Linked DNA regions of Homo sapiens: all the other regions are linked to region 1. Evidence: chromatin loops called from intact Hi-C (ENCODE). Cell type or tissue: endothelial cell of umbilical vein. All regions are shown on one strand. Links, peaks and the distances in the headings refer to the core of each region. The heading gives the core; the rest is flanking DNA. Region 1 overlaps MIR99AHG (mir-99a-let-7c cluster host gene). Region 2 overlaps MIR99AHG (mir-99a-let-7c cluster host gene). Region 3 has its middle 160 kb from the start of USP25.

The links. A loop is a pair of places that touch in the nucleus more often than their neighbours do. Peaks named below come from ENCODE experiments on the same cell type or tissue, not always from the same donor. Only the 100,000 strongest peaks of a DNase experiment are listed, where the experiment ranks them.
Region 2: it touches region 1 in a loop (13-fold over the local background); 86 of 110 quality-filtered maps call a loop at or near these places.
Region 3: it touches region 1 in a loop (2.3-fold over the local background); 4 of 110 quality-filtered maps call a loop at or near these places.

Annotation. Positions count from the first base shown.
Region 1 is chr21:16,076,240-16,086,633 of GRCh38, forward strand. The region is part of intron 2 of MIR99AHG (mir-99a-let-7c cluster host gene); the gene reads left to right. Among named protein-coding and RNA genes, the nearest start is that of MIR99AHG, 11 kb to the left of the region's middle. In endothelial cell of umbilical vein, for the core only: a CTCF peak has its summit at 6,438 (motif pointing right); DNase peaks (open chromatin) are centred at 5,872 and 6,392; H3K27ac peaks cover 547 bases.
Region 2 is chr21:16,326,013-16,336,406 of GRCh38, forward strand. The region is part of intron 4 of MIR99AHG (mir-99a-let-7c cluster host gene); the gene reads left to right. Among named protein-coding and RNA genes, the nearest start is that of SNORD74B, 46 kb to the left of the region's middle. In endothelial cell of umbilical vein, for the core only: a CTCF peak has its summit at 4,518 (motif pointing left); a DNase peak (open chromatin) is centred at 4,509.
Region 3 is chr21:15,888,791-15,899,184 of GRCh38, forward strand. No RefSeq gene overlaps it. Among named protein-coding and RNA genes, the nearest start is that of USP25, 160 kb to the left of the region's middle. In endothelial cell of umbilical vein, for the core only: no CTCF peak of the experiment used is centred there; no DNase peak of the experiment used is centred there.

The DNA.
Region 1 (10,394 bases), core at 5,277-7,776:
AAATGTTCACATATATTTTTACCTTAGCATTTTATAGGTCAGTTTGAAAGCTATTGAGTTCGCAATAATATCTACATTAATATTTTCTTCATATTTTGGTATTTCTGCACCCAATCAGATCATTTAGGTAATACATACCAAAACAATTTCTAAACAGTGACATACCAGACAAATGTAAGGTCATGTTAGTAGTAAAATGTCTTTGTAAGTCTGAATTACTAAAAATAAGTATTAGACTAAATGTTTCCATTTCCTCTTTTTCCTAGATATTTTACTTATTAAATATAACACCTATTTTATGACAAAATTAATTCTCATTAATTTGGCAGTTGCAGAATGTCACTTTGGCTTATTTAGACCCTGACTATCCAGACATGTAAGGTAGTTCAGGTTCTCACTCCTGTTTACACATCTTGTGTCTACAACCCACTGCAATCCACAGGATGTTAAAAGAATCTTACAATTACTGAATATGTAGTAATATATTTTATGCCTAATGCTAGATTTTTTAGTTTTTATCTACAGTGGTCAAGACTAGAGGGCATAGCTGACAAGTTGTTGACTTTCAGGGAATCAGCTTAATTTGGGGAAGGGAAAGGAGAAAACAGAATTGTGTAGTTTCTTAGCTTCCTGATGAAATGTTGTCCAGTTTCTTTCTCAATTTTCTATTTCTTTCTAGAACAATGTTGTACACTTACCATATGTCAGAAACTGTGCAGGCAATAAAATGATCCTCTCATGAACTCCAACTTCAACATTGTTATTGATTTTCATAATGAAAACACTATATCAATATATGTTCATGTATAATTGAGGTGTTTAGTTTGGTTACATAATTTATGGTACCCTCTTTTAAAAAAATCTAGAAAAGCAGAAGTTTTGACCCCTATGATTCTCATTTGAATGAAACTCCACTCCACTGTGCTCTCCACTGTGCCTTTGCCTCTTCTATGATCCTGATACCTAGAACTCAATACACTGCTCCTTGGAAGGTTTGAGGAATGCAGGGTGAAGGAGGACTATCATCTCTGTGTTTGGGGGCCACTAGGCCCATGGATGTGGTGCAAAGACCTCAATAGCAGGTTTAAGGATCATATTCTGATTTTGCCCATGCCTTACGCTATTCTCGGTACAGTTAGAATTTGATATTATTTTTTCTCGCAAGATTCCTTGATGTTCGCATTACTAATAATTACCTTTGTGGGAAAGAATCAAGGTCAACATAGCAGTTCCTTTCATTGCTTCTGAACTTACTGAGAAAGCACTTAAAGTATAGGACTTAAGCACTAGTAAAGTACTTAAAACATTTATTTTCAGAATGTTAATTTTTACACAGTGAAAACTAGAGATAATAGTGTCAATGACTACTTAGTGATCACTTAACTCCATGAGGTACTGTGAGAAGTGGTTAGGAGCATAAAATCTCTGTACAGATGCCTGGTTCTGATTCTGAACTTCATGACTTAGTAGATACATAACCTTGGACAAGTTACATAACTTCCCCGGGCCCCAGTTTTCTCATCTGTGCAATAGTACATACCTTAAAAGACTGTGAGGATTCTAGTGCATTTTTGCAAAGGATGGCATTATAAAGATGTGCAAATTCATGTTCTTTACTCTTCGAAGTATGGAATGTAGAGAGTATGTGTTTGTATATATTTAAATAAATATTAATGCAGTGTAGTTAAGTGCTATACCAGAGATGTATTTATGCTTCATAAATACTTTTAAAGTTTAATTTTACTTCACCTCTTTAACCAAGTTTTGTTTTTATTTGAACAAGTTGTCAACCATTGTTATAATCATCAGTTTTATCCCATCAAATATTGGTTTCATTTAAAAAGTTGTTTAAAAAGACTCTATGTTATTTTAATAATATCTATATAAGTTTACAATTTCAGGCAACTAATAATATTCAATCCATTGATTCTACTTTTTCCTCCATTGCTCAGTGTATATATCAGAAAATACAAATGTCCGAAGTCACATGTAAAAATACATGAAACCATTTATTCTGATTTTTGCAAAGCTCGATGGTAGAGCTAATATTTTAGACCATGATACCCTAGAATGACCAGAGGTTAGGTTCCTAGTTAGTGGCATTCTGTAAAGACAATTAATCCATAGTCCAAGTGTCTAATGTTCAAGAATCAGATACTTGATCACGTAGACTGTCCTTTAACAATCTCCATTGTACTCAGGAAGAAAATAATAGATTCTAATCCGAAGACCTGACCTAAAACCCTTTGTAAGTGCTCCAAGCCTCACTTTTCTTATTATGAAATGGGGATAGTAATGCCTAACTGGAAAGATAATTGTGTGGGCTAAATAAGAGGACCTGTGGAGTACTGTTAGGTTTTCTCTTCTGTAAGTTTTGCAAAGTCTGTTCAAGTGTGTGTTTCAATGTCAATGAGAGCAACAGGACTTCAAATAAAATGCAAGCTTCTGAGGAGGCAAACTCTAGTATGATGTATTCTATAGAATAGAGAATGACAAGATTCTTTAAAAATATTTCTCATTAAAACCCCCATTAGTTCAAATGATTTCAGGGGATTGTGAATGCAAGTTAATTAAATCAGAATTCTTTCTCATCTTATCCTGGGAATGACTGAAACTAAAAATGGTTTCATTTTAAAAAGAGGTTCATGAGCTCGCTCCCTCTCTCCACCTCCATCTCTATCTCTGTCTTTCCCTGCCTCTGAGAGAAACTGACGTATTTGGGTAGAGAAGAGCATCAGTAAGTGTTTCCAGTGATTGAGGCAGAGGGATGTTCAAAGGCATGAGTATTTTTAGATTAATAGTAACGATGCAACTAATTTTCAGGTGTCTCATTAAGGTGAAAAATAATATACTATAAATAGCATCATATTTGGACACCTATGTGCCAATTTTATGATGCTTTTACAATTTCATCTAATCTATTACAATTTGTTATTACTCCCTTCAAGTTTTATCCATGCTTTCATGGTACTAATAATGAAGATGACGATCAACTGAACTTTGCCATGATATTTTGTAGGTGTACCTGTTGTTTGAACTATGTATATAAATCATAAAGCAAAGAAATTACACATTCTGTTTGGGATATCTTATAGTAATATTGCCTTTTAATAATCCCCGTTTCTCCTTTTATTTAACAGCAATTACCCAACATCCTATTAAACATCAACAGAGATCGTCTTGCATGTCATTATAGTGCAATAAGATCTGTTTAGCTTTTCAGCTCTTACAAGATATTCATTTTGCAGTGGAGTTAAGCTTTTCTATTACCTTCCTAGGATGATGGTTTAGGAGTCTTTAAAAATTTTTATTAAACTCATTTTAGTTATTTTTTCCCTTTGTTAGTTAATTGATTTTTCTAGGACTGAGAAAGTGGGTTTTTAACATATCTCTTCTCTAGGGATAGGCTTCAGTATGGGGGCTGTTGGAGAGACCATATACCCCATTTCTCCGGGGATATGTCTAGTTTATGCCTATTGTACCAGGGTAATTATTGATGGTGCCCTCTTTCATTTTCAGTAGTGACCCATTTTTCATTAGAAATTATGTGGCCATTCTATAATATAAAGTTAATTTCTGAATGTTTTGGTAAAGATTATATTTTTGGATATGCAAATCTGTTGTCATCATGAAAGTATTTGTACTTTGCAGATTGTGTAACATGAGTTTAGGTTTTGCAAATGTGGTCACTACAGTAATAGATAATTTTGTTGATATGTGTTAGACATGCAATGAGTAATTGTTGATCTAAACTCACTCATTTGAGCATCAGATTTCATTAGTACTCTAGTCTAGACTAACAGCAGGAAGAAGTCCAGCATGTCAATTCATTTAACAAATATTGGTTGAGCACTATGTGCCAATCATTGCTATAAGCACTGAGGGACACAGCAGTAAAGCAAATAGACAAAGTCCGCTGTGCTCATAAAGCTTGTGTTCTGAGGTCCTTTATAGGGTAATAATATATATTTATTAAGTTATACCAATGACATTTTGCTCTCTTATACAAATTGCTTTGACAAAAGGAAGGTTTCATTTAAAATCCAGCCTGTTTTTATTCAGACTGCTCCATGATGTAGGCTAACTTTATACCATGAATTCCTACTGGGTACGTTTTTCTTTCTCTCACTCAGTAGCTTACCTGACATCTTAGGCCCTCCTGGAGTTGATGGTGCCAGCTGCCCATGATTTTTATGTTTTATTTAGTCAAGAAGCAGCTCAGAAATCCTAATAACTTGAGATCTTCTTATGTTCTAGCTAACACACAAAGGTACATGGAAAATGTACTACCTTATTTGTTTTTGGAAACTTTTCTTTTCTCCCTGAGAACAGGTTATTGTCATTTTTGCCTATATATATAAAATTCATGTTTTTAAATGTATCCTCGAGCTTTTCAAGTGATTTCTCTCCTGTGGAAGCACCTTCTCTTGTTATTTGGCTTTTTATAAAGCCCACGAATATTTTAAAATTTTAAATGACTTATGTGCATAAAAAAATAAGCAATTTATATATTAAGAATACATATTTAAGCAATTTATCTGTTAAGAGTACATATTTAAAATGAGAACAATTATATCATAAAACCAGAACTGTTTGGAGTTTGACATAGACTTGAGACAATTGTTTAATTCCTTTATTTTTTAAATGTGCCCAGAAAATGTGTAAAGAAATGGTATTCAACTTGCTCAGATTTACAGAGTAGTTTGTGATAGACTCAGAAAAAAAAGATTTTTTAAAATTTGAATTTTTAAAGTTTTGATTATAAAAATATTTTCTCTGCTCTAAATTTGAAAAATTTTAGAGTTATATGAAAGAAAATTGAAATATTTAGTTATTTTACTCTGTATAAATTACCATAGTTGCACAAATTCTAAAAATACATATGTCTTTTGAATAATATTGAAGTTTCACTATATAAATATTTATATCTTGTTTTTAAACATGAAGAGAGAAAATATTATGTGGTATGATATAAGGGATGCACATTTAGATGAAAAATAAAGGAAGAAAGAATTGATAAGACAGGCATTTAAAAACCTAGGTATTTTTGAATTACAACTTCACAAATTATATGAGGCTATATAGGATATATATAGAAGTGAATATGAATATGTCAATGTCATTTCATAAAAATGTTTTGTGGTACACTGAAGAGAGACATGTCAAAGTGACAATGCTGTCATAGATGTGGATGCCCTTTCTTGCTCCTGGGAAGTAGTATCTCTTCCCTCCACATATACTCTGGGTTATACCCTCTCTTAAATCCTCATGGAATTTTTCCATCGATGATCCTTCTCCTGTATCATCACCTTCCTCTCAACCAGTTCTTCCCTCCCAGAACTCAAAAATGACCAACTTTCACTCATCCTAAGTAAACAGATGAGGAAAACAATAATAGCCACCCCCCATAAACCTATTTCCTCTTGTATCTCTTACTTATCCATTCTGTTGCTGGACACGAAGTCAGGAGAGCTGAGAAAAGACTCTAACTCACTCGGGACAAGTAGTGTAACTTCTTTGCACTCCAGCAGAATTGATAGTTTTATATTTCATAAAATATAAAACGGTGTTAAAAAGCTATAGTTTTTTTTTTTCCAAAAGTACTTTGTCCACCTTGAACACCACATAAATGTAAAGGAGAAGAGAGGAAATATCCTCTACAAGCTACTTTTTAATTGTTATTTTTAGGGAGCTCTAAAGTAACTCTAAAGGTGTTTTTGACATAATATAATTACCATTTACAGCCATGATCTCATTTCCATTTATTTATTTTGAGATTCTGTTCCCACTCAGGGTTCTAATGGTGCAGGGGTGGTAGTAGGGTCAAGTTATTTTAAATAACGATCAAGGAAACAATCTATTTTTAAAGGAAATAAGCTCTTTGTGCTATTGAACAAAGATCGCTGCACTTGAAGTCTATTTGTTACTCCAAAATTATTTCAATGAGAGTAGGAATCAGATGATCTCATATCTATTGCTAGCTATGCCACTAGTCATTTGTGTGACATTGGAAAACTGGTGTTTATTGGTTTATCAGGATGGACAGGAGACCAGATCAGGACTTTCAACAACTTTTCTTAAAGTAGAATTCTTTCTTAAATAAAATCGACTCGGAATCTCAAAATATTTTTAGAAAGTGCAATGACCCTGTTTGGATTAGGGTTGGGAACCTCAGAGCTGTATTCTTTTACTCCTCATGCACTTTAGGTGGTGCCTAAGATGCCCTCATTACAGCCTCGTAACTCCATGAGAATAAAGCCACTAGAGTAGATAATTGTTGACATTGCTTAGAGTTTGAAAATTAGACTGTTTTTTTTTTGTTGTTGTTTTGTTTTGGTTTTGCTTCTTTTGGTCAGCCATTAATTAATATAAATTAAACTTCCACTAGATGGCAGTAGATCAAATCTTTGATCTTGACAATCTTCAGTCTAATATTTAAAAGCACATATTTGGACTTCTTACACAAATTTTAGAAGAATTTTATTGTCTTATATTTTAAACTTTAAAATTCTTTTTCAACCTCTGAATTTTCACTTGGTATTCTGTTTTCAAGACATTACGAACTATTGGTTAGTCCAGTCTTTATGATGTCTGGTAAAAAATATTACTTGCTCTGATTATAGAAATTTTTAAAAATTGCATAATGTTCAAGTGAACACATTTTCATGAGCATCTAAATTTATTATTCATACAGTCTTGATTTTACAGCTTCACTGGAAGGCTAATTTTTAACCCAAAATTTACAGTGACCTGGTCATTCATTTTGCTATCCCATAACGCCCACTCCCTTCCACAGCAATGCAATTCCAATGATAGTCTGCATTGTGTATACTCTTAACTTTGCAGAGAGGGGATGCTTTCAAATTATATTAGATGATGGGAATTTGTGATAAGGATAACTAGCGAAATGAGGTATCTCAGGAAGCTGCTTCATATCCCTAAGGTTAAAGGTATAGTAATTTCTTGGAGGTACAGAGCAACACCTTCCTTTGGGATTCAGCAGGTCCTCCTGGAACCCAACAGCTCTGGTACCCTCATGCCAACAATGAGCCTCCCAGAAGTTGCCTCTGCTCCTCTTTTTGGATACCACTTATTTATACTCCCCAGGAAAGAAGAACTGGTTGAGTCAGTTTGTTGTAGTTGTACACAGATCATCCCTTAAGTGCAGTCTCTTGCTAAGTAAGTCCCCTGAGTTGGTTAGACCCGACTGAGGACAGCTTATTCTTTAACTAGTGTATTAGTCTGTCTCATGCTGCTAAAAAGACATCCCTGAGACTGGGTAATTTATCAAGGAAAGAGGTTTAATAGACTCATAGTTCCACATGGCTGGGGAGGCCTCACAATCGTGGCAGAAGATGAAGGAAGCGCAAAGGGACGTCCTACATGGTGGCAGGCAAGGGAGCATGTGCAAGGGAACTCCTCTCTATAAAACCATCAGATCCCGTGAGACTTATTCGCTATCATGAGAATGGCACAGGAAAGACTCGCCCCCATGATACAATTACCTCCCATCGGGTCCCTCCCACAACACTCGGGAATTATGGAAGCCACAATTCAAGGTGAGATTTGGATGGGGACGCAGACAAACCATATCAAATAGCCAACATAAAAGGTCAAAGTTTATGCCTGTTTTCCAGGTGAAACTAGTGATAGCTCTAGCTCCCCATTTTACTCTCAAAGTGATCCCAATTCAAAAGCTCAATGATATGATCACCTGAACACACAGTTATCTTTACCTTGAGAACTAAGTCTGATCTTCAAGCCAGAGTCGTAGACACAAGACTTGTCTAATGAAAATAATTGTCTGTGGCAACTTTCTTAGGAAGGAGCTGTGGGACACAGGTATTTAGAGTTGTATGAACTGCCAATTATGTAGTCCTTAGAAGAAAAGAAAAGAGAAATTAAAGATGAAAGCTAACTTTAAACTCAAATTCCTACCTCACTGGTTCAATTTTATCCACTAGATACCATCTTTTTCTAATGCATTGTGGAAAAGAGTATTATTTTCATTGTTAAGGATAGTATAAAACTAGAAAAGAAATTAAGTGGCTTGCCTGTATCACATTGTAAATATCAGAGAGAATTCCAAAATTAGAACTTTAGAGATGGTTAGTCACAATCTATTAGGCATAAGTAGTAGACTGAGTCTTTTAATTATCACTCTGTATAATAATTCACATGCCACCAAATGTATTGGAAATAGTTATCTTTCCATCAAAACTATTACCCCCAATTTTTTAAGTAATCATATTTTTAGATTTTAAATACATTTTCTCCCACATTAGTCCTCTATCACTTTAATGAGTATAGTTAATATGGTGAATCGTAGATTCTAAAGCCCTTTCTCTTTTTTTTTGCCCTCAGAACAGATTTATAATGAAAAAAAAACTTAAGTGACTGAAATGTTCAACCTGAGGAAGAGAAGCCAGACTCACTGGTCCCATTCCTCAGAATGTAGTTTCTTTCAGAGAGGGCTGTGATGAAATTTTGGCCTATCTCAATGTACAACACCAGAAAGAGAGATGATATTATAATTTGAGACATTTTGTTTAGAACGATTTCATGCATTCTTCTAATCAGAATGGGCTATTGAAAACATTTGTGCTAAGCCTGTCCTCTGGAAATCATTTATTTCATTTGTGGTATTTCAAACATCATCGTGCTGAGTTGGAGGGCAGTGGCCATTATAGTCATACAAATAATACTGTATCACTTTGTTTAAAGTATAGAAAGACCCGCTTGTTGGTTGAAAACCTCCTATGTCTTTCTGAAAGATTAGCTTCTGTTCACCAAATTCCATGTTATTTTCCTTCTCCTGAATACAAAGAAAGAGTAGATTTCTTAGCCGCTAAACGGTTAGGTGGCAGCATGTGACTAATTCTGGCTCATGAAATTTGATCAGAAGGCATCAGAGTCACTTCACCGACTCTGGCCTGTGTCCTGAGATGGCCAAGCTCCAGCATGGAAACAGCCTGGATTTCTAAGACTCTGCTTGGAAAGGAGCCGCACCAAAGTGAAGGATGAAGTGAAATACACTGAGTACTAAGTGAAGATGAAAGATTTTTATGACATAAGTTACTGAAATTTCAAGATTCATTTGTTACCATTGTATAGCCTGGATTTTCCTGACTACCATAGGAAATATATGAAGTTTAGCTTTATAATTTAATTTTATTTTTCTGACTTAGCTTAGTCTTTGCCGTAGCTGAGATTCTTTCAAGCAAGTAGTGAGTGAGATGGATCATTACTTAAGTGTTCATTACTTAAATGTTCATTCCAATATTACACCGAATTGGATGATATCTTGTATCATATGTTTATGTGGCCAGACTGATCAGTGACAGTTTGGAAGACATGTATCTGGTGCAGCTAAATTTTGTGAGCCAGAATTAGTCACATTTCATGAGCCAGAATTAGTCACATGGTGCCACCTAACTGTTTAGGGGCTAAGAAATCTACTCTTTCCTTGTACGCCGGAGAAAGAAAATAACGTGAGATTTGGTGAACAGTACAAAAGACATGAATTGAGATTATCATCCAAATCATTTTTAACCTGCCTAAAATATGAGAAATCATTTAGAACATATAGAATCTGTAGGCAAATGTAAGCTGTAAATCCGTATAGTAAGAGAAGGAAAAAGGCAGTAATATTTTGTAGTTTGTGATTTTAAAAAATCAACGTATAATCTTAGAGTTCTCAGATTTTATTTGTAAAGTAATAGTGTTGTGGAACTAGCAAATAATCATTAAGTTTCTGTGATACATTAACTCTTTCAGCATAAGAACATGTGAATATTTGCCTTGTAGATACGGCGATGAGAGGTTCTGGTTTATTTGGGGGCAGTCTCAGTTTATATCTTTTGTTTCATTACAATTCTTAATAGTGTCGCTTTTCATTCAAATATTACACTGAATTAGATGATATCTTGTATCATGTGTCTATGAGGCTAGACTGATCAGTGACAGTTTGGAAAACACGTATCTGGTGCAGCTAAATTTCTTTTTTTTTCCTCAGTTCTGTGGAACATAATACGGCATGAAAATATCATTATATGAGGATGTTACCACATCCCCATGTAATGGGATCAGCCCACAAAATATTTTTGAATCCATAACTTAGTGAAAGCATTGTGATGAGTACATCTAAAATAAACATTTCTAGGTTTCTGTGGATGGACTCAGGAACCTAATCATCAGGTATATAAAACATTAAATCAAATGAAAAGTGCAGTCTAGTTTTCAATAACTAACTTGCCAAAGAGCTTTAGGACGTAACTGTTTGTCATTTCAGCATAAGCAGTGGTTTTTAAATGCAGCTTTCAGTTGTATTAATTGTGTAGGTATTTTATTTTTTATTATGGAGAATTTTGAAAAATACCAAAATTACATAATAG
Region 2 (10,394 bases), core at 3,178-5,677, 250 kb after region 1:
TCAGGCAGATTTAGTTCAGCTGGAACGTAAGGAGAAAATTGACAAGAATGATTCAATTCAATCTATCAACATTGATTAAATGCTTACTATACACTAGGTACTCTTCTAAACGTTCAGGTCATAGTAGTGATCACAAAAAGTCCCAAGCAAACATGGTTCTTATATTCTACAGGTGGTGCTGGGGGCACATAGAGAGGAGGAAGACATTAAGCCAAAAACCAAACAAATAAAAAGCATCATACTGTTTTTGACAGTGTCAAATAGTGTGAAGAAAAATAAAGTTGGTTGGGTGTCTATGGGGAGTGTTTCTTCTATTTTTGGTTGCAGATGATTTTTTGCAGTTGGTAGCATCTGAGAAGAGACCTGCAAGAAGTGAAGAAGTATGCTACCAGGCATAGCCCGGGAAAGGGCAGCCCGAGGCAGGGAAAAGAGCCAGTGAGGTTTTCAAGGAGAGCAGAGTGTGGCATATTTGAGTTATACCAAAGACAATAAAATGGTGAAATAAGGCCATGAAAGGCCTTGTTGGCCATATCAACAATATTGGATTGTTTTTCCTAAGTCAGTTGGGAAGCCCTTGGAGGCGTTTGATCAGTGACGTCTCAGTTCATATCATAGATAAGTGAATATGCATATTTTAAGAGTTCACTCTGCGGCCGGGCGTGATGGCTCACGCCTGTTATCCCAGTACTTTGCGAGGCCAGGTGGGCAGATCACGAGGTCAAGAGATTGAGACCATCCTGGCCAACATGGCAAAACCCCATCTCTACTAAAAATACAAAAATTAGCCAGGCGTGGTGACCCACGCCTGTTATCTCAGTTACTCGGGAGACTGAGGCAGGAGAATCGCTTAAACCTGGGAGGCGGACTTTGCAGTGAGCCGAGATCACACCACTGCACTCCCGCCTGGTGACAGAGTGAGACTGTGTCACAAAAAAAAAAAAAAAGAGAGAGAGTTCTCTCTGCTACATAAAAACTAGCCTGAGAGGAAACTGGGAAATTGGTTCAACGCTTATGGCAGTACTTTGGAAGAGTGAACTTGTAGACACTAGGTGCTTCAAAACAGAATGATATTAATAACATAATATTTGATTTATAATTTATCTACTTCTCACAACAGAATAGAATAATATGTGTAGAGCTTTAAAGCAATACTAGCATACAGTAAGTTCCATGGAAATTCTAACTATTAACTTTATCCTCTGTATCATCATAATCACCATCATCATTATCCAAATCCTTAATAGATGCTCTTGGGAAAAAGGTCATTTTAAATGATATTACAAATATGACCCTCTTTTCCTCACTAAAGTCAAGCATAAGTTAAAGGATTTGAGGATGTGCCCTATTACAGAGTTGTTTAAGAATTTTACGTGTAACATCCAATGTTTTTTTCATCCTTAAGTTGTTGCATGAGTTATAATTAAACCTAATTTAAAAAAACAGCTAAACTAAATTGGCATTGTTTCTATTTACATTTTAAAAATTAAATCCTAATCAAACTTTTCCTCTTCATTTATATGAAAATTTTGTCTCCAAATGTGTACATTTATTTTCAGCTGACTTTTCCCAGCCTGTTCCTCTTAGATAGAAATGTCTTCTCTGTACTATTGTTTTTATATGATTTTTTTCAATGCTCAACCCTACTTGATATACATACATATACACAACCATGTACAACATTCACTGTACTCTTTGAAATTCATGGCTTAGCACATGAAAAGTAGCATATTAAACTTTAAAATAATACAAATATATTTGGTTATCCTTGAAAAATATAAACATTCGCAAAAAATATCACCAGCCGCACATACATATATTCATATAAAATAATGTATATTAATAAAAAACTTATATAGGCAATGATACAATCATTAAGTGTTAGCTTGGAAGTAGATGGTATCAGAAAATTAGAAAATAGTTCTTGTGTAAGTTATTCTTCTACTAATTGGTTCTTAGTTTCCTGAGGACTGCTTTCTTAAAAACAGATTTACATGGTATGCAGATCAGTTTTGTGTAGTGTTTTTGTTTTGTGGTTACTATTATTTTGTTTGTTTTATGTGTGTATTTTTTAAAGTCTGACAGAGTGATAAATGGTGCTAGTTTTAACTTGAGCTTCAAATACTGATTGATATTTTTTAAACATACACCTTTGATACAATAACAAAACAAATAAAAACAGAGCGTTAAGTCAAATGGAGAAACTAGCACAGATAAAATGTTCTAGTTTTCTGATCTATGCCTGGCAAATAAATGTATGTACTTAGGGAAATTTGGTGTGTTTTCCTATGTGATACATAAACTGGATAATTTTAATATATTCCCCATTTTGGACATTATATTAGAGTGAGAAAAACAGAAAATATATTTAAAATCATAAAAAGTATTAGTAAAGTTCTGAAATTAAAATAACTCCATGAGTATTTTTTTAAGAAAATATTTTCAATTTAGTGATAAATGAGTTTGTATATATACGGCCAAATCCAAAATAGTCTAAAGCTAAGATTGAGGCCTGTCTCAGCTAAATTACATAAAATCAAATGATAAAAGTTGACACTTAACTCATCTTGGACTTTGGATGTAAAACATATGTTGCTGATGTTAGTTTGACATGTGTCAAACACCTTCAAAATGTATGTATGAATATTTATATTCTTCATACATACCTGTTTATGGGATAATATTGAAATTAAATAACATTCTTAGAAAATTAATGTGACAATATCCAAACAGAATTGAGATCTCAGACACAAAACATCTGAGTTTAGGCCTATTTGCCATTGACCTATTACTAAAGTGCTTCTGAAAAATGTCCTCACAGAAGGTTGTTTGGCCTTTCATCCTGCTCCAAAGTGGGTGAGCATAGCTCAGCTGATGTCTACAAACTGTCAGATTCTATGAGCAGAGATCGTGTTTTTCCTTCTAACAGTATAAGTTGCCGTTGTTTAATCTTTTGATGTGGCTCTGGAAGAGAATATGGTCATTGGTACTCACTCTAGGGAAGAAAAAGAGCAGTTGGGGGTGGAGGGAGGAGGATGCAGATTGAAAGACGTAAAATAGTGGCAAAAGACAGTGTTCCTTCTCCAGAGGTGAAGACCTGAGTCCCAGCTGGGAGACATGTATCAGTTTCTGTGCCTGGGAACTTCACATCTTTGGCACCTATCTTGTGCTCAGTGTAAGTCCAGCATTAAGATATATGTATTTTTCCTACTGCATAGCATCTAAATGGAAACCAGTCATATCATTAACTGGTTAATTAACAGATAACAAAGAAGCCAAATTAAAAAACAAAAATAAAAATTCTGCCTTTATTAGACTAATTGAGAGGCCCCAGGTTTTCACCATGCATGGTTGCTTTAGAACCTAACTCCCCAGGAAGATGTGGCTCCATTCTGCTAGGAAGCAGTCTAGAGCAGCACTATGCAAAGTGGGGTCCATGGGCCAGGCCCTTCTGAGAACAGTTTGATACCCATTAGAAAACATGGAAGTACAAAAATAGAGAGTAAGCCTTTAGAAAATTTCATAGAAAATCAACCCAACATTTGTCTGTTGATTCAAGTAATAAAATATGAATGTTTTAATGTCAGTTTTTACATTTAGTTTCTCTAGTTATCCACTTTTACTGTAAATTGGAAAACATTACTTCATGATTTAGGAAAAAAATAGTCTGGCTTAGACCACAGTTAGTTTGAGAAGCACTGGGGTAGCACTTTTAGAGTTTCAACACAGATCAATATAAGACAAGTGTGATCAATGGCAAAAGTATTTTCAATCCCTTGAAACATCAAGGCAACAATGAGGTTGCATAATTATATCCCTAAAGAAATTTACATCTTTATTAATAAGCTTTGTCCTCTCTCTTTTCTTAAGTATTCATGTAAAAACATTCTGAATGCAAAAAATCATATTTAAACACTAAATAGAATGTCAGTAGAATTGCATTTGTATGTGTTAAAATCCTATTGTCATTTTACTATAAACTTCTTCTCTCCTTGCTGTTATTGCCTAACTTCTACAGGGCATTTGTATGTGGCCTTCTTAAAACATTTACTGGAAAGAAACTTAATAAAAATAAATTTATCAATCCAAGATGTGATTTCTCATGAGAATCTTGAATATCTGCATTTAGAAATTATATATATGGTCATTTATAGAAAAAAGGAAAGATCTCCTTAAAAACTGGAATAAGAAAATGATTTATATAGTCATGCTAACAAAATATCTTATTTTAGCAACCACCTGTCTATCACTCTTACCAGTGAAAATTATTCATAAAATAGCTGCTCCTTATAACTAGGGGTAAGAGATATGCAAACAAGACTGCTTTTAATCTTGAAAAGCATGCAAAACAAAATTTAAACATAGACATCAAAAGAGAAAAACTGTTCTCCAATTTGTCACCAAGTCATTGCTCCCTATATTAAGTCCAGCAATTCACGAAACCCTCACTCATTGTTTGCAGTGCCCTGTAGCAAGCTGGAAGTGTCTTTATATGTATTATTAAATTGCCGTTACTGCCATCTAGTGGGAAGAAATACTCCCTGTCACTATGTCAGGGATTGTACATAAAGCCCTAAAGTTCTAAGTGTAAAGGGAAAGCCACAGTTTGTGTGAATCGCAGAGAGCAAAATGGCAAACTGAAGACACAATCTCATGACAATAGAGACATAATAGACATCTATTCACCGAATAAGTTAAAGAGGTATGTAGGACGAAAAGAAAGGGTGTGGGGAATGCATGCATTCACGAGAATTCATTTTGTGTACACCCAAAATTACATCTAAAGTATTATTTCTTATTGAACACAGGTTACCTGAACCAGGACATTTTATTACATGTAGACTTATTTTGTCTTTACCTTTTGAATGTAGATGGATTGTTTTGCATGTGCTTATTAAGTCTTAAAAATGAAGACAGCTTAGATCTGTTCTTAAAAGGTAAGGTTCATACGAAACACTGTAACGAGGGAATCTTGTTACAATGCAGATTCAGACTCCCCGGGGGTCTGCATTTCTAGCAGCTCTTAGGTGATACCATGCTCCTGTTTATAGTCAGATCATACTTTAGGCAGTTACAGGCTTCGAGTGGGTTACCAAAGGGAAGGAGTCCAGAAATGAAGCAAACTCCCCCACAGAGTATATTTCACCGCTTGTTATCTTGTTGTTATAATGTAATAGACTAGTTCATTCAATGGCCTATACAGTCAAATTGCCAAATTCATTTCTTGAGTTTGTTACTTAACTATGTAGGTAAACTTGGACAAGATATTTCACATCTCTATGACTTAGTTTCATCATCTGTAAAATAAAATAAATCATAACTAAATATATCTAAATAGACATACATAAATAACTATCTCATGGTTCTTATGGGAAATAAATGAGCTAAAATCTCAGGATGAGCCATATGAAATTGTCCTCTTTATAGATGAAAAATAAACATCCACAATTTTATATAGTTAAAACTAAGTATGTAAATTATTTAGTATAATATGTAGCACCTAGTGAACAATAAATGTTAGTATCAGCAACAATTGTCACTGGGTAAATTCATAGACACATGAATGTACTAACACCCTAAAAAGTTTCTTTCAATGAAGAAAATTTTGACATCAAATACACATTATGCAGTAGCACATATAAACCACGAGGACATAAAAAAAAAACAAAGACTCTGGATAAAATTAATAATATGATAAACCTGTTCTGGGGAAAATAGGCCATGAAAGTATCTATTGTTTTCTAAATTATTAGAGCAAGCATACTTCATGTTTTTGAATTCTTTGTCGTTCTTACGCTGTAAACATTTTTACATGATTTCAAGCTATGTTACATTCCTTAGTTGTATGGTGAATCATAAAATGTGTGATAAATTATTTATATTTATAAAGTTTTGCCTCAAATAATAGCATTTAGCACTGTGCTTTGATGAAGGGACATTCATTTGTATGAAAAGCAGTTCTGCTTCTTTTGAGTACATTTAGTCACTTTGCTTAAATGAATAGATATTTCCTAATTTTGACCCTCAGGTTTTAAACTTTGCTTGAAGTGTACTGATTTTTGCTCTTGTGAAGTATTGTTGGTGAACTACAGAGAAGCATGTAACATACTATAAAACTATAAACTTTAAAATTATGAGTTAGAATCTGGTTGGTATTAACTTAAATTGATGTTAATGGTTACATATACAGGCTATCAACTGAGATATATTGTAATTCTTTCTAAGGAGTCCTTCTTTTTCTAAAATTTGAAATCTTTTCAACCTTTTGATGTATATAAAATATTTGTTATAAACCTGTTTTATAATGAAAGTAATTTTTATTACCACGTAGTTTAGAGACTAAACTTGTAAGTTTCAAGGTTAGTGGAAGAAAGAATTTAAGCCACTATAATCTATTCCACATGGGCAACAAAGTACATTTAAGGAATAAAACTATTAGACTATATTTATTGAATGATGAAACTCAAGCTGGTGTTATATAAAGTGATGAAGGAATTACTGAATTCTCTTTTTTTCGTTTTTTGAGATGGAGTCTCGCTCTGTGGCCCAGGCTGGAGTGCAGTGGCACTATCTTGGCTCACTGCAACCCCTGCCTCCTGGGTTCAAGTGATTCTCCTGCCTCAGCCTCCCGTGTAGCTGGTATTACAGGTGCCCACCACCATGCCTGGCTAATTTTTGTTAAATTCTCTTTTCCAAAGATGCGATACTATTATTCTGTTGCAGCAACAAAAACTGGGTATACACACAAAATAATTGAAAACATGATATTTATACATCTAGGCTCATGTCAGCATTATTCACAACAGGCAAAAGATGGAAGCAATCCAGATGTTCATTGGAAAAATAAAATATGGTGTGTACAGACACTGGAATGTTATTCAGCTGTAAAAAGGCATGATATTCTGATACATGCTATGGCATCAAAGATCATTGAGAACATTATGCTAAGTAATATAAGTCAGACACGGGAAAACACATGTTTTGTGATTTTAATTATATAAGGAATCTAGGATAATTAAATACATAAAAGCACAAAGTAGATCAGTGGCTACCAGGAACTGAGAAGAGGAGGAAATGAGGAGTTAATATTTAATAGGTACAGAGTCTCAGTGTGAGATGATGAAAAAGTTCTATAGTTGGACTGGTGATGGCTGCGCTTTACACTTAAAATGACTAAAATGATACATTCTATACTGTTTTGTATATTCATTTCAGTACAATAAGAATAATTTATAAAAGACGCTAATGAGCTCCTAGTCATCATATGACACAAAGGTGTCTTTTAGGAACCATGAAATTAATTTAAAAAAAAAGTCTACTCTCATACCTACACAGCTATTTTCCGTCTGTTATGGTAAGAAACAGAAGTTAAGGTTGTTAACAAAAATAATTTGGAAAGCAAGACAGGAGATCAACTGTTTGCATCACTTTAGGCGAAGTTAATTGACACTCAATGTCTGTCTTTGTCTTTTCAGGCTGCTAAAACAAAACATCGTAAATTGTCTGGTGAGGGCCTACATTCTGGTTCATAGATGGCATCTTTTCACTGTGTTCTCACATTGGTGGAAAGGAAGAACTCTGGTTTCTTCACTTCCTTATAAGGGCACCAATCTTATTCACGAGGGCTTCACCCTCGAAATAATCACGTCCTCAAAACCCCCACCTTCTAATATTCTAATACCATCACGTGAGGGCTTAGGTTTCAACATAAGAATTCGGTGGTGGTGGGGTTGGGGGGAGAGGGAAACAAACATTCAGACCATATCAATGCTTTATTTTTCTCTTTTTAAATCTGGCCATTGTGAGAATTACAGGAGAATTAAAGGCATCTGTCATCATCCCAGACACATAGTAAGTTCTTAATATGGGTGGTTATTGTTATTTTTTCTGATGTTGTTATTGCTTGAACTTTCAAGATGTAGGGACAAAAGTTTTATATAAATAACAAGAAGTTCAACTAAACACTGTATTGTACATCCTGTAAATATGTAGAATATGGAGGCACAAAAATGAGCTTTAGGACCAAAATACAAATATGTTAAAATAGTTTAGACTCAAGTGTTAATGCTAGATGGTCAGTCCTGAACTTTGCCACCCTACTATTATCAGAGAAGTGAAAAATAATAATTTTTTTTTCTTTTTTCTTTTTTTTTTTTTTTTTTGAGACGGACTTTTGCTTTTGTTGCCCAGGCTGGAGGGCAACGGTGCAATCTCGACTCACCACAACCTCCATCTCCGAGGTTCAAGCGATTCTCCTGCCTTAGCCTCCCAAGTAGCTGGGATTACAGGCACCTACCACCGGGCCCGGCTAATTTTGTATTTTGAGTATAGACGGGGTTTCTCCATGTTGGTCAGGCTGGTCTCAAACTCCCGACCTCAAGTGACCCACCCGCCTCAGTCTCCCAAAGTGCTGGGACTGCAGACGTGAGCCACCATGCCTGGCCTCTAAGAATAAATAATAATCTTACCAACTATTCTATATAAGCATTTTTGGCCCACTGAACACTGTGATATGTAACTTCATTGCACCTTCACATCAACCCCACCAAAATATACGTAACAATAGGCTAACTTTAAAATTCCCAACTAAAACAAAAATTGTGACCAGTAAATTACAAAGTTAATAAGAGACACAGTCAAGGTTGAACACCAGGTCTTCTGACTCTAAGTCAAACTCTCTCTTTATTCCCTGTTGTGTATCATAGGTTGCTGTAGACCAAGTATTGAAAATCTTGTGTTTTCTTCATTTTGCATTCTTAGTTTATGGGATTATTCAGAAAAAATTAGGAGAGAATACAGTAATTCAAAATCTACAGATTTTTTAAGACACAGATTTTTGGACATCAGTGTTCAAATCAATAGAAAGTCATGCTTCCCTTCAGCAGCCTTTATTTTGACAATTTTAAGGGGCAGGTACACTAAATTTCTGCTGATTAGATGGAATGAATCCTATCCTTAAATCATAAAGAGTGTTAATGAATCTGGTAGCAAAAGTTGATTGCAGACTTCTTACAATGACACCATGGGATGACAACTGTGTTAACACAATTTTGAATATCTCATTAAACATTTTTTCTCTGCATGTATATTTTTCCTTTTTTTTTTTTTTTAGACGAGTCTTGCTCTGTCGCCCAGGCTGAGTGCAGTGGCACAATCTCAGCTCACTGCAAGCTCCGCCTCCCGCATTCACGCCATTCTCCAGCCTCAGCCTCTCGAGTAGCTGGGACTATAGGCGCCCGTCACCACACCCGGCTAATTTTTTGTATTTTTTAGTAGAAATGGGGTTTCACCGTGTTAGCCAGGATGGTCTCGATTTCCTGACCTCGTGATCCACCCCCCTCGGCCTCCCAAAGTGCTGGGATTACAGGCGTGAGTCACCGCGCCCGGCCTTCTTCATACAAATTTGTTCATGTAATATATTAATTGCCTGCCTACCTTCCTATTACAGGTTTCTTAAACTTTGGTAGATTCTCTTTTGTTTCTGTTCACCAAGGTCCTTCTTCATACGAATTTGTTCATGTAATATATTAATTGCCTGCCTACCTTCCTATTACAGGTTTCTTAAACTTTGGTAGATTCTCTTTTGTTTCTGTTCACCAAGGTTTTGCCAGACCAAGCTACAGGCAGATTTTTACCATTAACAGCTCCTTCTAAAGTTATTCACGTTTGGTCAGTACTCTGGGCTGAAATTCCAACCATCAGTACTCTTTCACTTTGAAAAATAAGCTTGTTTGACTTTATTTGGAAACATATAACTGGATTGCTGTGCTGGATGCTAGTGAGCAATGGTTTAAGGACCCCGTTTATTGTAGGAAAGTTTATTACATTTTGTTTTCATACTGCTTTACAGGGTTGGAATTTTTTGCAGCATTGGTATATAGACAACATGTCATTTGTTTTAGTTGCTACATGACACCTTAAAGTTTATTTTTTCTCCAAAGGAAATGGCAACTGTATTCTTTAAAAACACCTATGTAAAAATGAAATAACTAAACTTGTTTTTAGAGTATTCTATATTCTAGATGGATAATGCCGGAAAAAAAAAGATGCATGTGTACAGCAAAACTTGTTTTATGAAACAACTCCATGGGCCAGGAAAAATTAGTTGCCTAAGAAAGATGTATAGTTAACTGAAAATTAAACACATATTGTCTTTGAAATTTATAAGACATTTAAAGCATCCATTTAACTTATCGGTGGTCTCCATATCTGTATAGTTGATGCCAGAAAGAGAGAATAAAAGATTACCTAGAGAAATGGACTTTAGGTAAGATTTTAAGATATGAAACATATGAACAAAATTTAGTTTTCCAGATGATTTGTATAAAATACTGCCAGATAATTTGCTAATTATATGGCACTGGGGACAATAACAAGGATTAATGAAAATGTTCTAA
Region 3 (10,394 bases), core at 5,010-7,509, 190 kb before region 1:
GAATTGGAGCTGAGAAACAATAGATGAAGAACCAGCACACTGGTTTCCTTCAAAGACTCATTTTTATCTAAAGGTATTAGTCCCTAAAACGCCAGATACTCAGGAATTTGTAGAGAAATTCTGGGCCCTCAAGAATAAGTGTACTAGTTCGAATTGAAATCTTGTTACTCTTTTCTGTTAAACGAGACTGTAATGCTGCTATATAGTGCTTAACTTTTAAAATTGACAGTGGATGAATCTGCATATTATAGTCAGGTGTTCATGTCCATCCATTCATTTATTGAGTGCCTACCACATGCCACACAATCTATCAGGTGGTATGTATATAAAATAAAACTTAGATAATAAGACAAAAGTAATAATTCACCCAAATTCATCTATAAATCCAGACTTAGGGACTGTTGACATTTTTGTGTTCGTGCCTGTGGACATCTTTCTGTGCATATGCATGTACACACATCACAATATCATAAAAAGTTTATAAATGCAGATGTTTCCAAGAAAGTGTGTATTCATCTACCTCTCTCCTGCTGTATAGTATTTGATTATAAGGAGAATGCTCCATTACTATTTACCTGTGGACATAGAGCATAGGCTGCTACATATGTCTCTATATACTTTATGCACTTTGTCTTTCCACTAAAATTTCTCAAGGTATAATTTCTGTCTGGGTCACTGAATATGTAGATTTAAAATTTTGAGCTACATTTTTCAAACTGCCCTTCACCAAAGATGTTACAGTTTACACTGCCACCAATAGTACATGAGACTGTTCTTTCATACATTCAATAACAGAATATTATTGACCTTTAATTTGTTTGATAGCCAAAAGTGTGTTCTTCGCATTTCAAAATTTTTAGTGAGAGCATATTCCAATATGTTAATTGACTATTTGTATTTCTTGTATAGTTAACTACCTGTTTACATCCTTTACACTTTTTCTTTTGGGTGTTTATGTCTGTAACTTGGCAGTAGCTCATATTAGGAATCATTATTATACACGTTGCAAATATTTTTACAATTAGTTTATTTATTATTGCATTATAACCATGCTTACGTAGTGGTGCTCTACTATTTCTGCCTTAGGTATAATGTTTAGAATTTTCTCTGGTCAGGGTTATAAAAATACTCATGTTTCTCCTGATATTTTTATGATTTCATTTTTAGATCAGTCTTTAATGCAGTTGACAGTTACATTAAAGTAGTGAAATAGTCAACATTTTCTGTCAGTATTATCTGGTTGTCATAATACCATTTATAAAATAATTCCTGCTCTTCCTCATTGATCTAAAATGTAACTTCCACTAGATAATCATATTTATGTTTGATATTTACAAATACTATTCAGTTCTATTTTGTCTGTTCAGCTACTTTCACTGATTTAATTATTGTTGCTTCTTGTTTGACTATATATTTAAAATATTTGTTTTATAACTAATACAAGGTTTCATACCTAATAGGTCAAGTATTACTTCCCAACACATACACCCTTATCTCTTTCATAATTCCATACTCTTTTACAGATAAACTGTAGAATTATTTAATCTTCCTTCAAATACAGGTTCTATTGGTATTCTGATTATAATACAGGATACATAGATACATACGACATTGCATGGGTCACATAAATTGTGGCACCTTTTCAATATTAATATTCTTATTCATAAAGAATATTGTTTGTCCTATTAGGTTCATATGCCCCTCAGTAAAGTTTTTAGATTATTTTTCTTTAGTCAGGTATCTTAATGTGTTTTAATGTTCTTGTATTTATGAATGTGCTCCTTTTTTCTCCCCCTTTACAAAAATGTTTTCTAATTGAATATTTTCATTTTTTAAATCTCAGAACCTCTTCACACAAATTAGTAAGGGCCTCAGAGAACTTTTATGTTGGCAGGTATGTCTGCTAATATTTACCACTTCAGAAATTAAAAATGTAATTGAAAAGTGACATGTCTATGTAACATTTATGTTAGCATAAATATTTTAAGTGAAAAATGGCTAAATTTTTTGCCTAGCCCTTCTTTTGGAGGCTTGTAGGGAAATAAAATACTGATTATATCTGTCCCTGTACTCACACTTCAAGAATAACACATAGAATTAACTTGGAATTTGGACTAGCAAAGACTGAATTATTGATCATCTTAAAAATGGATGGAAATCATTTTTCATGGTAGTCGTATGATTTCTTGGCAATTAGCTAATTTCTCAGGAAAATTAAGGGTGACAGTGTGGAAGGTAGGCATCTCCGTCAGTGTGGAAATACCACCCTCTAAGACAACTGCTTTATGCGTGGGTTGTACTTCCCTTGCCGCATAGTTTGAAAATGTCTCCAGGAAGAAAGTTTACCGGGTGTGCTTTACTGCTCTCAAGTATTGCAGCCTTGTGCTATCCATTGTCCAGACACTGAAAAGAATTGCTTCATATATTTTTACCCAACTTTGATTATTAATGGCAGGAAAGTTATTCAGATACCAACTGTTCCATGATGGTTAAATCTCAGAAATCTATAATTCTCATAGAAGATACCATAGGAGAGTATCTTTAAATCTTGGAATAACAATGGGTCTCTTCATACACACACACACACACACACACACACACACACACACACACACACACAAATTAAACATGGTGGAAATTTTTGACAAATTTAACCACATTAAATATTCTGTCCATTAAGATTCCCCAAAGATGGTGGAAAGATGGCAGGTTAGTGGGAGAAGATATTTGCAGCATGCAAGGCAAGATGACAATGCACTAATAACAAAATTTCATAAAACAATGGACTTGGGGCTTGGGAAAAATAATTATGACATGCTTTCTGAAGTGTCCCCAGATAGTTTCATAAAAAATGGAGCAAATAGGCTAAAGAAAAACCCATAGACATCATGTTCAAAAGAACTGATGACAAGGCATGTTCATAACCCATAAAATACAAGTGGATGCAGCTAAATAACTGCAATACTTTTGAAAGAGTTTGGCAGGTTTCGAAGATGTGAGGAGCTACAAAGCAGATTAAAAAAAAAAAAAAACCTACCACACATACATTTAAATCAATACAAACATGCCTGATAATTAAAACAAAAAAGGCTTGAACAAGCACTTTACCAAAAAAAAAAAAAAAAAAAAAAACAACGAAAAACTAATCAACGTGGAATGGTGTTCAGTCTTATTAGCAGCCAGGAAAATGCAAGTTAAGGCCACAAGGAGATAACACCAAACACATGTAAAACTGAAAAAAAACATTTAGCCATCCTCACTAGCAAATGTTGGTGAAGATGTATCTGTAGTAGTGGGAACACTCATTATACTGGTGTGTGTGTAATTCAGTCCAACCACTTTGGATTACTTTAAAAATCTGAAGTTATGAGTATATTCAGCAATTCCTAAGTATTTTTTCTAAAGATATCTAGATACATGCGTATCATTTTACATGTACAAAATGTTCCTGGAAGCGTAGTTTGTATTAGCAAAAACTGGAAACAAATATCCATCAACAGTAAGCACATATTGCACTATATTCATATAATGGAATACTGTACTGCAATAGAGAGCAAACCACGGTGCATGTATCAACAGGAGTGAAATAGTATTGAATGAAATAAGACAAAAGCACATATAGTGTAATTTATTTAATGTTCCAAAAAACCTTAGGTAAACCCAAAACATACAAGAATGCACTCATGTATAGTAAAACGAAAAAGACAGAAGGATTGCCATGTAAGTTAGATTAATCATTACTTGTAGGAGGGAGGAAAGATGTATGGTTTGAAAGGGACATTTGGGAGTGGCTATACTTGCTTCTAATATTCGATTTTGTAATCTGTAAGTTTGCAATTGAAGTTATACACTTGGGATTTAGAGTAGGATTGTCCCTTGGAGATATAAAGTTAAATACAAATATAAATCATCAGCTCTGAGATGCATTTATAGCCAAGGAAATTCATGATACCATGTAATGAAATGATAACGAAGAGAAGGGCCTACGACGAGTTCTGAGGAGCACTGAAAGGTTCTATGTTGGAGGGAAAATCTGCAAAGGAAATAGAGACGAATATTGAATGAAGTAGGAAAGTCTGTGTCTCTCAGGAGAATTCTTCCAAGCATAAGAAGTAGGCACCTGTGTGAAGTGCTTCAGAGTAAAATGAGGATAGATGAGTAGGCAATCTTGACAAGGGTTATTTCCGAATGATGGGGACCAAGGCTCGTCAGAGTGGCTTCAAGAGTTCAGTGGGGACTTCTTTTCCCAGAAGCATGCATCATACAGCTGGAAAACACTCCCGTTAACAAGACACAGGATTGAAAAAAGTATTAATATTGAAACAGTTTTCATGCATTCCTCAGACTAAGAAGGAAGGAAACAATATTCTTAGTGGCCAAGAATCAAGGAAACCTGAAATCATTTTGACCAACTGATCTAAAAGGAGGAATAAATTACTTTTCCAGTCTCCCCATAGGAAATTTTACAAAATTATTAATATGTGAAGGGGTGTGGCCCAAAATGAATAAAATTACAGAGACTACTGGATTTAATGATATTTATTGGTATTTGTCATATTTTTGTAATTTTAATTTTCATCCTAAATAACTTTCTTCACAATTTTACATTTTAAAATTTAACAACTTGTCCTCCCAGTATAGATTGGATCGTTAGGCCATGAAACATAATTCTGGTGAGTAAGCAGGGGAAAAAAAAAAAAAGAGCCTAGGGCCCATGCAAAAGGCAAAATTATCAGGAAAAAGGGAGAAAACTTTCTCCCCCAAAAAAGACAAGAAAACAACTTGCGTTTTTTTATAATTTACTCTAGATGAAGGGAGCAATTCATACAAGCTGAGTATTTGGTTATGTGTGTTTGAGGCTAGAGTTGACATTGCATAGATTATCTGAAACATCTCAAAATGAGTACTTTCAAATGGCTCCAGGTTTGTAGTGATCCCAGGAACCTGGCAGTAACAAAATTAAATCCTTTGTGAGTTTAATTGTTAAGTGTTGGCTTTGAGGAACATAATATTTTATTTTATTTGATATATATAAGCTGTGACCAAAAGGTAAATATAAACATTTGTAGAAATTTACCAAAAAAAAAAAAAATTATTTCAGATGTGGATGGTGTAAAAGAATTGACAGAAATAGCATGATAAATATAATCATGTTTATCAAATTAATCATCCCAAAAATGGGGCCTAAATTATCTTTAGAGCCTCTCTCTAATTTCATGGTGAGTTGGTTTGGGAGAGGAATCTCCCAGATCCCCGTTCAAGGGAGCGTTTCCTGCTGGCACATCCTTCAGGGTCTACCTCAGCTGCAGAGGGTCACTAGAGGGCTTACTTTTCCTGCGGTCTCCCACATCTTGGGCCCATGGATGCATGAATAAGTGGTCAAGCCACTTTGGCCCAATGCAGGGCCACGTATGCCCTAGAGTCCTTCACTGGGTTGACCATGCCATTGATCATCATAGTTGTACTTCTCTCTCTACCCAATCCTAACTTTCCTAATTCTGTCCACAGATGCTGATTGATCTAATCTCGGCTTGTGGAGGACGAACCTCTTGCATACACTTACCCAAATAATTTACTGTGATTAGGTTTCTTAGGTATACCGATGCAAAAACAGAACGAAATTCATCTTGCAAGCAACTGTCTCTCATTATAGGTTAGTAAATGAGTGTTTTGTTTAATAAACATATCTATTAATTTTATTAATCCAAACTAGTTCACCTAATAGTACTCAAAATAGCAAAGATAAATGGTTAAGCTAGAGGCTTCCCTAACATGAAAATTGACTAATAATTTTGTTAAATGTCTCTATGCTGTCACCAGTGTGTATATATTGGCCATTCTTTTGATCACTTTATTGATATATTTTGCTTGCAGTTGAAAAAAAGATAGTTATACTTAGATAACTTGATTGCTGTCTTCTAAATTCCCAGTAGGTGGTGTCATAATACTGTATTTAGGGATTTTTTTTTATTTATTTAATAAAGTGGAAAAAGAAAGTGCAAATGTGTTTACTTAAGTATATGTACTTGCATTTTAAAAGTGTTTTGGTTTTATTATGAGATGACACTGTTATAAACAACTTAATTCCTTATATGTTTCTTCAATTCACATTTTTACTAGAAAATATGTACTGACAGTTTTATTCTTTTATTCTCTAGAATGATACAAAACTACCTAGTCAAAAGAACAAGATGGCCACAATGTTTACAGAAATATTTTCTCATGATCTTTTTTTACTCTCATATCTTAGACATATGAAAAAAAAAAAACCGTACTTGTCTTGGAAGTCAAACCAGGATCTGTCATTATAATTATTGTAACCTTATTTACACTCAAAATATTTTCTATTTTTGGCTACACTTTTCAAAAACTCTCTACATCATAAATAATTCACCTTTTTGGAATTTTGGCTATTTCTAGTTGAGTTGTAAGTAGTTCTAATTTTTCTACCTTACATTTTAGTAATCTTTATATGTTTACTTTCACAATACAACATGTGCTCAGATAGTTACAACTCAGATAGTAGTGTGGCCTCTATGCAAGGATGACTCTCAACATTCCATGAAACATTCCATGTTTTTAATGTCTTCCCAGCTGGGTCATAAGCCTTTTGAGTGTGTGGCCCGCAAATTAGTAGGTTCTTTTGTTTTTTGTTTTGTAATCACCGAAATGCCTATATATAGTAGTGTTTGGTAAATACATATTGAATAAATGTGATGCTATGTAAGTTTAAATAATTCTCCTTGACTCTCCCTGTACTCCAGAGATTAGGTGACTTCAGTGTGAAATCTATTGTTTTGCTAATTTAATGCTTGTGATACTTCAGTAGTCAAGAATCTGAAGATCTGTACTCTCCACGGGTTGATTTTTAATGGAATGATGTAAATTGTTTTGAGTAGAAAGTGAAACTAGGCTGAACTTGGCTGATGCCCACCTATGTTGGAAATATTTAAACCAGCCCTAGCCAGAGAGAAATTGCCCATCTGGTGGTCAGAACTTGAGTTCTGGCAAGACTCGCTGCCACAAGCTAAAGTGCTCTGGTGCCCTAAATTAACTTGAAAGGCAGTCTGGTCTAGGTGAATCCAGGTGCTGAACTGGCCTCAGAACCACTGGACTTGGCGGTGGAGGGGGGCATGTAACTTACTGAGACACCAGCCAGGATGGCTAAGGGAGAGCTTGTGCCACCACCCCCCAAACCCCAGGCAGCACAGCTTGTGACTCCAAAAACCCCTTCCTTCCACTTGAGGAGAAGGGTGTGGGGCTGTAGTAAGGAGAGCTTTCTCCTGCATCTTGGATACCAGCTCAGCCACAATAGGATAGGGCACTAGTTAGAGACATGAACCCTCATTTCCAGGCCCTAGCTCCTGGGTGACATTTCCAGACACAGATCAGAAGGGAGTCTGTTGCCTTGAAGGGAAGAGCCCAGTCTTGGCAGGATTCATCACCTACTAACTGAAGAATGCTTGGGCCCTGAATAACCAGCAGTAATACCCACGTAGTATGCTGTGGGCCTTGGGTGAGACTCTGAGACTTGGTGGCTTCAGGTACCAGCTTGGCCACAAGGGAGTAGTGCACCAAATGGGCTCTTGGAGATCTCTGATTTAGGCCTTGGCTTTTGGACAGAATGTTTGGACCTGCCCGTGAAAAGATAGGGAAGAGTGAGAAGAACTGCATCTCATTGTTTGAGTGCCAGCTCAGCTGCAGTAAAATAGAATTCCAGGTAGATGTCTCAGATTTTTGACTCCAGTCCCTGGCTTCTGGATGGCACCTCTGGACATGCCCGAGGCCTAGGGAGCTCACTGCCCTAAAGGGAAGGACACATGCCTGGCTGGCTTTGCCATCACCTGATTTGTAGAGCCCCAGGGACTTGAGTGAACATAGGCAGTAGCCAGGTCGTGGTTACAGTGGACCTTGCATGAGACACAGTGCTGTGCTGCCTTCAGGTCTAACCCAGGGCAGTCCCAATAGTAGTGGCGACAGGGGTGCTTGTGTCACCTCACCTCCAGGTGGCTCAGAATGGAGAAAGACTCTTTGTGAGAAAATAAGAGGACAAGAGTCGCTGTCTAGTAATTCAGAGAATTCTACCAGATCTTTTCCAAGACCACCAAAGTGCTACATCTACAAGTCTGCAAGAACCACAGCATTACTGGGCTTGGGGTGCCCCCTAATGCAGATATGAATTAGGTCACAACACCCAAGTCCTTTTGAATGTCTGGAAAGCCTTCACAAGAAAAATGGGTAAACAACAAGCCCAGACTATGAAGACTATAATAAATACCTAACTCTTCAATGCTCAGACACAGATGAGCATGCATAACCGTAAAGACCGTCCAGGAAAACAACCTTGCCAGATGAACTAAATCAGGCACCAGGGATCAATTCTGGAGAAACAGATATGTGACCTTTTGGACAGATAATTCAAAATAGCTGTGTTGAGGAAGCTTAAAGAAATTCAAGATCACACAGAGAAGGAATTCAGAATTCTATCAAATTCAACAGAGACTGAAATAATTAAAAGGAATCAAGCAGAAATACTGGAGTTGAGAAATACAATTGGCATACTGAAGAATGCATTAGTCTTGTAATAGCGAATTGATTAAGCAGAAGAAAGTGAGCTTGAAGAGAAGCTATTTGAAAATACACAGAGGAAGCAAAAGAAAAAAGAAAAACAACGAAGCACACCTACAGGATCTAGAAATAGCCCCAAAAGGGCAAATCTAAGAGTTATTGGCCTTAAAGAGGTGATAGAGAAAGAGATAAGGGTAGAAAGTTTATTCAAAGGGATAGTAGAGAGCTTTTCAAACCTAGAGGAATATATCAATATCCAAGTACAAGAAAGTTATAGAAAATCAAGCTGATTTAACCCGAAGAAGACTACTTCAAGGAATTTAATAAATCAAACTTCGAAAGATCAGGGAAAAAGAAAGCATTCTAAAAGCAGCAAGAGAAAAGAAATAAATAACATTTAAAGAAGCTTCAGTACATCTGCCAGCAGACTTTTCAGGAGACAGTAGCATGATATTTGTAAAGTGCTGAAGGAAAAATTCTCTTACCTTAGAGTAATACATCCAGCAAAAATATCCTGTAAACATGCAGGAGAAATAAAGACTTTCACAGACAAACAAAAGCTGAGGGATTTCATTCACACTAGGCCTATCCTACAAGAAATGCTAAAGGGAGAACTTCAGAAAGAAAAAGACATTAATGAGCAACAAGAAATCATGTGAAAGTATAAAATTCACTGGTAATAGCAAGTACACAGAAAAACACAGAATATTATAACACTGTAACTGTGGTGTGTAAACCACTCTTAAGTAGAAAGACCAAAAGATGAATCAATCAAAAATAATAACTACAACAATTTCCAAAACATAGTACAATAAGATATAATTAGAAACAACAAAAAATTTAAAAGTGGGGAGACGAAATTCAGTTGTAGAGTTTTTATTTTCCTTTTTCCTGTTTGTTTATGTTGTTACATAACATAAACTTAACAGTGTTAAGTTGTTACCAGCTTAAGATAATAGGTTATAAAATAGTATTAATATTTGCAAGCTTCACGGTTATCTCAAATCAAAAAACATAATGGATACACACGCATAAAAAAACAAGAAATTAAATTATACTACTAGAGAAAATCACCTTCACTAAAAGGAAGACAGGAAGGAAGAAAAGGAAGGGAAGACCACAAAACAACCAGAAAACAAATAACAGCATGGAAGGAGTAAGTCCTTACTTATCAATAATAACATTGAATATAAATAAAGTTTCCAATCAAAAGTGGCTAAATGTATTTTTTTAAAAAAAGATTCCATGATCCATTGCCTACAAGAAACTTCATCTCTAAAGATACACATATACTGAAAATAAAAGAATGGAAAAAGATATTCCATGACAATGCAAACCAAAAAAGAGCAGGAGTCACTATACTTCTCTCAGACAATTAGATTTCAAGACAAAAGCGATAAGGAGAGACAAAGATTGTCACTGTATAATGAAAAACGGGTCAATTCAGCAAGAGGATATCACAATTTTAAATATATATGTACCTAATGCTGGAGCACCCAGATACATTAAGCGAGTAGAGGTAAAGAGAGCGATAGACTCCAATACAGTAATAGCTGGAGACTTACCAACACTCCACTCTCAATATTGAACAGAGAATCCAAACAGAAAATCAGCAAAAATGCATCAGATTTAATTTGTACTGTAGGCCAAATGGACCTAATAGATATTTACAGAATATTTTATCCAATGGCTGCAGAATACACATTCTTCTCTTTGGCACATATATTATTCTCAAGGATAGACCATAGGTTAGGTCACAAAACAAATCTTTTTTAAAAAATTTGTATTTTGGGTTTGGAGGTACATGTGAAGATTTGTTACATCGA